3 separate regions of the Homo sapiens genome follow, and all the other regions are linked to region 1. The links are chromatin contacts, found by Hi-C or POLR2A ChIA-PET in ENCODE. All regions are on one chromosome and are shown on one strand. The core of a region is the stretch at or near the end of the contact, and the rest is flanking DNA. Distances in the headings are between cores, read along the strand shown. Region 1 holds the start of LINC02644 (long intergenic non-protein coding RNA 2644). Region 2 overlaps LOC105376481 (a long non-coding RNA gene). Region 3 overlaps LOC105376481 (a long non-coding RNA gene).

The links. Hi-C counts contacts between places; a loop is a spot of excess contacts on that map. ChIA-PET counts read pairs that join two places held with the same protein, here RNA polymerase II (POLR2A). Pooled maps may share reads with other maps.
Region 2: a pooled map shows a loop between it and region 1 (2.2-fold over the local background). The contact joins the enhancer-like site here to the promoter of LINC02644 in region 1. A Hi-C loop is called at or near these places in 3 of 37 single-sample maps with no recorded cell type and 10 of 50 pooled maps. POLR2A ChIA-PET finds 5 or more read pairs at or near these places in 2 of 52 experiments (AG04450 and IMR-90).
Region 3: a map with no recorded cell type shows a loop between it and region 1 (2.6-fold over the local background). The contact joins the enhancer-like site here to the promoter of LINC02644 in region 1. A Hi-C loop is called at or near these places in 5 of 37 single-sample maps with no recorded cell type and 10 of 50 pooled maps.

The regions. Positions count from the first base shown.
Region 1 is chr10:30,721,913-30,724,634 of GRCh38, forward strand. LINC02644 (long intergenic non-protein coding RNA 2644) reads left to right here and starts at 1,307. Exons shown (of 2, transcript NR_134497.1): 1 at 1,307-1,424; 2 at 1,507-1,828.
Region 2 is chr10:31,128,053-31,130,774 of GRCh38, forward strand. All of the region lies in intron 2 of LOC105376481 (a long non-coding RNA gene), which reads left to right. LOC105376482 (a long non-coding RNA gene) reads right to left here. Exons shown (of 4, transcript XR_001747412.2): 3 at 2,357-2,466; 4 at 1,931-2,119. Among named protein-coding and RNA genes, the nearest start is that of LINC02664, 58 kb to the right of the region's middle. Within about 2 kb of position 1,384, at least 7 of the 41 ENCODE cell types and tissues checked have a DNase peak (open chromatin) inside an H3K27ac peak, as active enhancers do; they include IMR-90, where a contact is called at or near this core.
Region 3 is chr10:31,074,193-31,076,914 of GRCh38, forward strand. The region is part of intron 1 of LOC105376481 (a long non-coding RNA gene); the gene reads left to right. Among named protein-coding and RNA genes, the nearest start is that of ZNF438, 44 kb to the left of the region's middle. Within about 2 kb of position 1,384, at least 3 of the 41 ENCODE cell types and tissues checked have a DNase peak (open chromatin) inside an H3K27ac peak, as active enhancers do.

The DNA of each region.
Region 1 (2,722 bases), core at 57-2,556:
GGAGGCACGTGGTGAAGACCTAAACTGAGGATTGCTCAGGGTAGCGGTCTCCAACTTTTTTGGCACTAAGGACGGATTTCATGGAAGGCAATCTTATCATGGATGGGCAGCAGGTGGGGGATGGTTTCAGGATGATTTAAGCGCATTACATTTACTGTGCACTTTATTTCTATTATTACTACATTGTAATATACAATGAGATAATTATACAACTCACCATAATGTAGAATCAGTGAGAGTCTTGAGCTTGTTTTCCTGCAACCAGACAGTCCCGTCTGGGGGATGATGAGAGACAGTGATAGATCATCAGGCATGGGATTCTCATAAGGAACCTGCAGCCTAGATCCCTCACATGCGCAGTTTACAATACAGTTTGTGCTCCTATGAGAATCTCCTAATCTCCTTTGCTGGGGTGGATCTGACAGGAGGCAGAGCTAAGGTAGTAATGCAACTGATGAGGAGCCGGCCACTGTGAATACAGATGAAGCTTCCTTCTCTGGCTCACCGCTCACTTCCTGCCACACAGCCCGGTTCCTAACAGGCCGCAGACCAATACTGCTGGTCTGTGGCCCAGGGATTGGGGATTTTTGGCCCAGGGCCCCTACCCCACCATCCTCAGCCATCCCTCATTCCTCCCTGAGGGTAGGCACAATCAAGCCATGGCCCAGAGAGAGACTTTGGCATTCATTTTCACAGGTCTTTCTTGAGCTTAGATCCAGAATAAAGCACACATGTTTCAAAACAGGCCTCTGTGCAAATCCTTTCTGAACTAATGTAGCCACTAGTAATGGGGGACAATTACCAAGAAGTCAATAAAGAGTACCAGTGCAAGTCCAGGTGCAGTGGCTCACGCCTAAAATCCCAGTGCTTTGAGAGGTTGAGGAGGGAGAATCACTTGAGCCAGGAGTTCAAGATCAGTTTGGGCAACATAGTGAGACCCTGTCTCTACAAAAAATTTAAAAATTAGCTGGGCATGGCGGGGGCGTGCCTTTAGTCTCAGCTACTCAGGATGCTGAGGCGGGAGAATCTCTTGGGCCCAGGAGGTAGAGGCTGCAGTGAGCTGTGATCCTGCCATTGCACTCCAGCCAGAGCAACAGAACAAGACCCTGCCTCTTAAAAAAAGTACAGTGCTCTATTTTCAAAAATATCAAGGTAATTCAAATGCAAAAACATCAAGGTAATTCAAATGCAAATAACTGAGAATTAACTGTATTGGTAGGGCATTTGGCCCAAAGAAGACTTCCTCTTTTTGAAAAGTAAATACATTGCATTGCATGCATTTGCTCTTTTCCCCAGAGAAAGGATGTTGGGCTGCTCCAGACCTCTGACAATGGATGCACCCCCAGGATTAGATCAGAAAGATGGACCTGCCAGGGGAAAGCGTCAGAGGCTTCTGTTCCTACCATCAGTACCATGGATGCGCTGTGAGTGTGGAGCCTGTATGGAAATGCCCCACTGGTTTCACAGTGTCTAAAGCTGATCCTTGGGGACTAATAGAGAAGAAAGATTAACAGACCAGCGTCCCTTGTTTCTAATACTGAACTGGCCTCTACTGAGCTTTTGCCTCTACTGAGCTTTTGTCGCGCAGCTGAGATTGGAAAGGAAGCCTCAGGAGCAGAAGCGAATGCAAGCTAACAGAAAGAAAGGCAGCGCGGAGGACGCCACAGCCCCAGCGCCCTCCCAGCCTCAGCAGAGCTGTGGGGATTGTTCTTCACATCTGACGCCATGGGGTTCTGGAAGTCTCTTAAGGGATATATTGGAACTGACTTGTATTATTTGGAAATCGACATAAATTGTCTATTATTAAATCTCACTGAATTAAGTCCAACTTTACCATCTGAACACCGTTTTAGCATTCATCCTGAAATGGCTGGAACATGATTTGTTAGCTCCATAAGGGTAAAGAAATATTAGCTGGGTGCAGCAGCTCATGCCTGTAATTCCAGCGCTTTGGGAGGCTGACAGGGAAGGATCGCTTGAGCCCAGGAGTTTGAGACCAGCCTGGGCAACATAGTAAGACCCTGTTTCTAAAAAAAATCAAAAAGTTAGCCAGGTGTGGTGGCACGTGCCTGTAGTCCCAGCTACTAGGGAGGCTGAGGTGGGAACCTTGCCTGAGCCCAAGAGATTGAGGATGCAGTGAGCTGTGATTGCACCACTGCACTCCAGCCTGGATGACAAAGTGAGACCGTGTCTCAAAAAAAAAAAAAAAAAAAAAAAAAAAGAAATATTGAGCAATGACTGACCAAGAGCCTGTATGGAAGCAAAGAAAAATAAAACAAGCCTAATGTTTAGTAGCGGTTTCTGCAGATGGAAGACAGCAAACGGGGAAAGAGTGCATTTGGGATTGCAGGACTTGGTTAGTGTCAGAGCCTGTCCTAAAAGACGACGATGCAGCAGGACCCTACCTGTCCTTATGACTTCCTTTCATCCTCCCCGCTCACCCTCCATGCTTCCTTCCTGAAGGAGGCCATTCCATTATTAAAATCAGGAACTGCAAAGATCCGGCAGGGAGCGTCATTTGCCAACGGTATTTGAGGTCCCAGTGGGAAAGATTTTTTTTTTTGGTTGGATGGAGTCTTTCCACAGATTCACATACGGTTATCACGACAGCCACAGCATCTGCTGAAGTCTATTTCTAGTAACATGTTGCACATTCCAGACCTCTCATTATTTGCAGTGGTCCACATTCATTCATGAATACTTGTATTTACTACTTGTTCAT
Region 2 (2,722 bases), core at 134-2,633, 410 kb after region 1:
TATCCAGTGTAGTGAATTTGCCAGAGTGTCCGGTTGGTCTCCTTGAGGTATAGGCTCTACTGGGACCCCAGTATCACTCTCTGCTGCTAGAATGTTAGACATTTGGCAGTAGCAGTGGCTAGAAAAGCTTTGGTAAGCGGGAGCCAATACTGGTGGGCCCATGCATAGCTTCCATACCTGCCACCATGGCTATTCTATTCAGCGCCGGCCCTGGAGTGGATGATGACAGGGACTGCTGTCAACTGGTTAGTCATTTTGTCTACCTGTATGTTTAGTGCCTCTCTTGTGGGTGTTAACATGTGATACAAAGACCTTCAACACTCCTGTAGTCCATGCACGTGTCTCTACTCCAGACCTCCTTGTGGCCAATCTGCCAATCTGTCTCCTACTAGGCCCCTGCCCATTTGGTCAAGCCATTTGGTACTGCCCATAAGTCTGCATATATCACGACCCCAGGCCACTTCTCTTTCAAAACAAAGTGTATGACCAGGGACACCACCATCCACACTGTCTTTTAAGACCACCCTTGAATGGGACTGTAGCACAGTTCCCATTCATTTTCAGCTTGCACGGATGTACAGAGCTGGCCCATCCATGAAGCAAGCTTGAGCTCCTTCCTCTTAGTCAGCTAATCATAAGGGTCTTACATATGGCTGTGGGTGTGAGCTGAGAGGGAAGTGCTGGTACAGTAATAGTGGATGGCTATTGTGCAGCTTGACTGTGCCCTCTGGTCCTGCTTAGGCCTAATCCCAGATGTACCAGTCCAGTCTTACAATGGATTGTTCCAGGGCCTATCCAATGACATGACATAGTGGTTTCGACAGAACCCAGCTCCTGATGGGCTGCTTTGGCCACATGGTCACTTTGTGTCCCATGGTCAGATACTGTGTCTCTATGAGGTCCCCATAGCATGCCAGAACTGTTGTTCAAAGTTGTATAATTCTCGCTGTGGATGGCATAATTTTGTTCCAGGCTTGTTAGTGATTAAACAAATTCAATAAATCATCTCCAAATGAAGACAGTAAAGTTTTTACACTTACTTTTCAAAACCACAATTTTCTCATCATTTTTAAAAAGCTACATCATATAGTAAGAGTATTCAATGTGACTTTGGGACTTTTAGACATGATTTTTTTAAAAAAGGTCTACTCACACCAATCTTTGCTTATTTATATCAAATCCACAAATACAGCAGGATGAAATGAACAAATAAAAAAACTTAGGAGTAAGTTAAAAATATGGCTTGGAAAAATAACACAGGGCCAAGTTAAAGTTAGCAGACAAAAGCACAGGGCCAGAATTCCCAACCAGTTGCTGGATCTGCACTGTAAACTCCATTCTGGGTCCTGCTGTGACTGTTGCCAAGACATCATGACTCAGCACTCTCCCTGAGACCCACCACATGCAACGCAAGGAGACAGGTTACCCCATCACCCATTTCATGCACACACCAGGATGCAGATGCACTCAGTGAAAAGAGGACTGAGCTTTCTGCATTTGGAAAACTGCCTGAGATGGTGGGGGTGTGTGAAGATAGCCTAGGCAGTGTAACTCAATTTAGTTAAAAAAAAAAAAAAAAAAGGCAGCTGGGCGCAGTGGCTCATGCCTGTAATCCCAGCACTTTGGGAGGCCGAGGCGGGCGGATCACGAGGCCAGGAGTTTGAGACCAGCCTGACCAACATGGTGAAACCCTGTCTCTACTAAAAATACAAAAATTAGCCAGGTGTGGTGGCGTGCACCTGTAATCCCAGCTACTCATGAGGCTGAGGCAGGACAATCACTTGAACCCGGGAGGTGGACGTTGCAGTGAATCAAAATCATGCCGCTGCACTCCAGCCTGGGCAACAGAGTGAGATTCCATCTCAAAAAAAAAAAAATATGACTTGAACTTAGTCTTGGTCCTCCGGACAGCAGATCCTGAGACAAACGCTTGAGTGCAAAAATTTATTGGGATGTGTGATCCAGCAAGTAGGAGTAAAAGACAAGACGGATGAAGGACAGAGGATGGAAACCAATACAAGGATGAGTTATTAAGTTGGCCACAGCTCCTGGCGAATGGTTCCTGGCTGTTTCTGGGCTGCCTGAGGAGTTGCATGAAAGATGTTTCAGGGCTGTCCATCTGGGGGAAGAAAGGAAAACATTTATCCATTAGCACTTAGACTCCATTGATCACTCCTGGGTTGGGCAAAATGCATGGGCCCCCGACGGCTTAGAGAAGCTCCAGGGCAGACTCTGGAAGCTCCAGCAGAGGTGTGAGGCAAAGGCATGAGGCAAGGCCCCAGCAGGAAGCTGCTCAGAACCTGCATCAGTAGCTGGAATGAGGGACAAGGGACACCCAAAGGCACTGAGGTCATACCCAAGAGGTGCCTGGTGCACAGTCCAGATTTAAAATTGGTTGCTGCTGGAAAACCATCTTCTTAGAATCTGTTCATCTTTAGCAAATTGCTGATCCCTAAGTAATGACCCCTGTAAGAGTTAAGTAATGTCAGCAGGATACTTGTTTCAAGCACCATTCCATCCATGAACAGAGCCAGCATTTGCAAGTATGTTCTTTGCTTCCTGTGTCAAAATATGAAGCTTTCATGAATGCTCCAGAGATTATATCTGAAAACAGATTTACTCCAGACATCTAGTCTAGCACATGCGGCCCAACTTAATGTCCTATAGAGATAATAAAGAGTTGAAAGAATAAAACTGTTCATTTTATACACATAGGTAAGAA
Region 3 (2,722 bases), core at 134-2,633, 350 kb after region 1:
AAGCAGAACAATGACAAATATACAAGTGACAGGAAAGTTTTATTTGTGAGAGGAAAAGTACTTTGTTATTTACAATCTCTTGCTGCTTTCAAAGGAAGCGGGGAGTCTCAAGAGGGCCCTCAGTGCACTAAAATCTCAGACTTCACCACTATACAACTCATCTATGTAACCAAAAACAATTTGTACCTCAAAAATGTTTGAAATAAAAGAAAATAGTTAAAAAAAAAAACTGGCCCCAAAATTAAGAGGGCTGTTTGCAGAGTGAAGTGCTGGGGATGAAGATGACAGATTGGAGGAATCTCTGGGGAGAGCTCTGCAGAGGAGAGGGGGGTATCGGATGGCAGGGTGGTGAGGGGAGACCCTGGAATCAGGAAGGACCCACATAGAGGAGCTGTAAACGGGAAAGAAAGGGAATGAGATGAGGCTCCAGGAGGGTGTTCCTGGATGAGCAGGTCTGTGCAAACCTACCCCAAAGGCCCAGGGAGCTGAGAAGCTGAAGAAAGAGGGTGATAAATCCAGTTTCTCAGAGAGAAATATTTAACAGGGACTTAAGAACAGAAGCCATGTCTCAGGCGGCCATGAGATGGTGGATCACTGCACGGTTACCCCGCAGACCCAGGGCTTATATACTATAGGGAATTTGCCTAAGGGCAGGATTTATGGTAAGTGTGTGTTTATGATAACAGCATGGTTATTTTGACCTAAGGGCAGGATTTACAGGAAGTATATGTGAAAGTAGAAATCCTAGAGGCAGGCTAGGTGCAGTGGCTCATGCCTGTAATTCCAGTGCTTTGGAAGGCCGAAGTGGGAGGATTGTTTGAGGCCAGGACTTCGACACCAGCAGGGACAACATAGTGAGACCTTGTCTTCACAAAAAGTTTTAAAAAATCAGCCAGGTGCAGTGGCCCATGCCTGTAGTCCCAGCTACTAGGGAGGCTGAGGTGGGAAGATTCCTTGAGCCTGGGAGTCTGAGACTACAGTAAACTGTGATCACACCACTGCACTTCAGCCTTGGCAACAGCGTGAGACTCTGTCTCTAAAAAGAGAAAAAAAGAAATCTTAGAGGCATTCTCAGAATTTGGGTTAGTCAACATGGTGGCAAAACAGACCCACAGGTGCAATGAGGACTTTTATTGATTTTCCATTCATTCATTTATTCCTTGCTATGCCCCTTTGGTGAGCCAGTGTATGTTTTAGGTGCTGGAGATAAAGCCGACTCCACCCTAAAGAATCTTCAGTGAAGTCTCTTACTTCTCACTGATGCCTCCTGGAATAGATTTTCTCTTGGAGAGGAAGAGAAATGCTCTGAGACTCGCCAAGACTGGCGCAGGGTGAGAACACAGGATGCTGTCAGTAAGGACAGCCACACCTTGTTACTCACATTTCAGGAGGGGTGTCCATAAAGAAAAAAACCAACGTCTTGGCTCTTACGTGTCATAATTGACTTCTTGACCAAGAATTGTAAGCATCTAAGTGTAGGAAGAACATGCATAGCTGCTCAGGAATGTGGAGGGGAAGGGAATAATTTGCTTTGGATAGGGTTGGTCCCTTCTCAATGTGTTGTGGTGGAGTTTTTTTTTAGTTCACTTGTTCTTTCACCTTGGTCTGGAATGGTCTTTGGAGTTTAAGCCTCTAGAGCAGCTGTTCTTAAGGGAGGTGTCTCAACAAACTGGTGTGTTGGAATGTGTAGTGAGGAATGCAGTAATTTCTTACTAATAATAAAGATCCAAAATTGTGCAAATGAATGCACCACAATTTTTTAAATGAATAATGTGAAAACCATAGATACTTAAAAACAGAGCCCCACAAAAGGCCTCTATTTTTTTCATTACTGTGACACCAGTGACAGTTGATGTTTACATACATGATCCAGTGGGTGTTCCCAGCTTGATAGCTAGAAGTGTGAGTGAGGAAAAGGGGCTTGCTTCCTGATTCACTAGAAGCCAATACAACAACGCCAAGTTTTTGAAAAAAGAAGACTTTTTTATTGTAATTGCTTTTTTATTGCAATTGCTTTTTATTGCAAGTCAATTCACAAGGAGACAGGAGACCATCTCGAATCTGTCTCCCTGTCCTGGCTTTCAGGCAGTAATTTTATTAGAAAATGTTTAGGGGATGGATTTCAGGATTAGAAGGTGACTGGTGGAAGGAAAGAGGAGATTTGGAAAGTTCTTGGGCATGCACAATTATCTCTCTTCATGCCTCCTCATGGGTCCCATGCGCAAATCCAGGGGGAGTTGGTATGAAACACATGGTGGAAATTCAGGCTATGACATCAGCAAGCTAATTCTACACAAACTCCAGTCAGCCATATTGGTCCCAACCAATTTTAGCCAGTTTTGTTATCTTACAAGTGGAGAGAGTTTCAGCATTTTAATAAGTTGTGCTTTTTAAAATCTGTCATCCTGCAAGCTCAAGAATTTCTGTTAATCATTGGTTTCTTTAACTCTCCGAGGTATAGTTTCATAACTCTACTCATTTTGTCTTATTCAAGAAGGAAAAGCAAGTGAATGAGAGAGATATTAGGTGCAGTATCATTCCTCAAGGCTAACTCTGGGCTCATGGAAAGAGTGCTGCGATTGATTGATAATGTCTGTCATGGATGTGGGAATGGGTGTGGTCGTGCGTCACCAGGTTTTTACCACACCTGCATTACGTATTTCTGAGTTTTCTGGTGTTGTGTCCCTTTGCTTTGCTTATGTTGTAGTCACCTATATCGTGT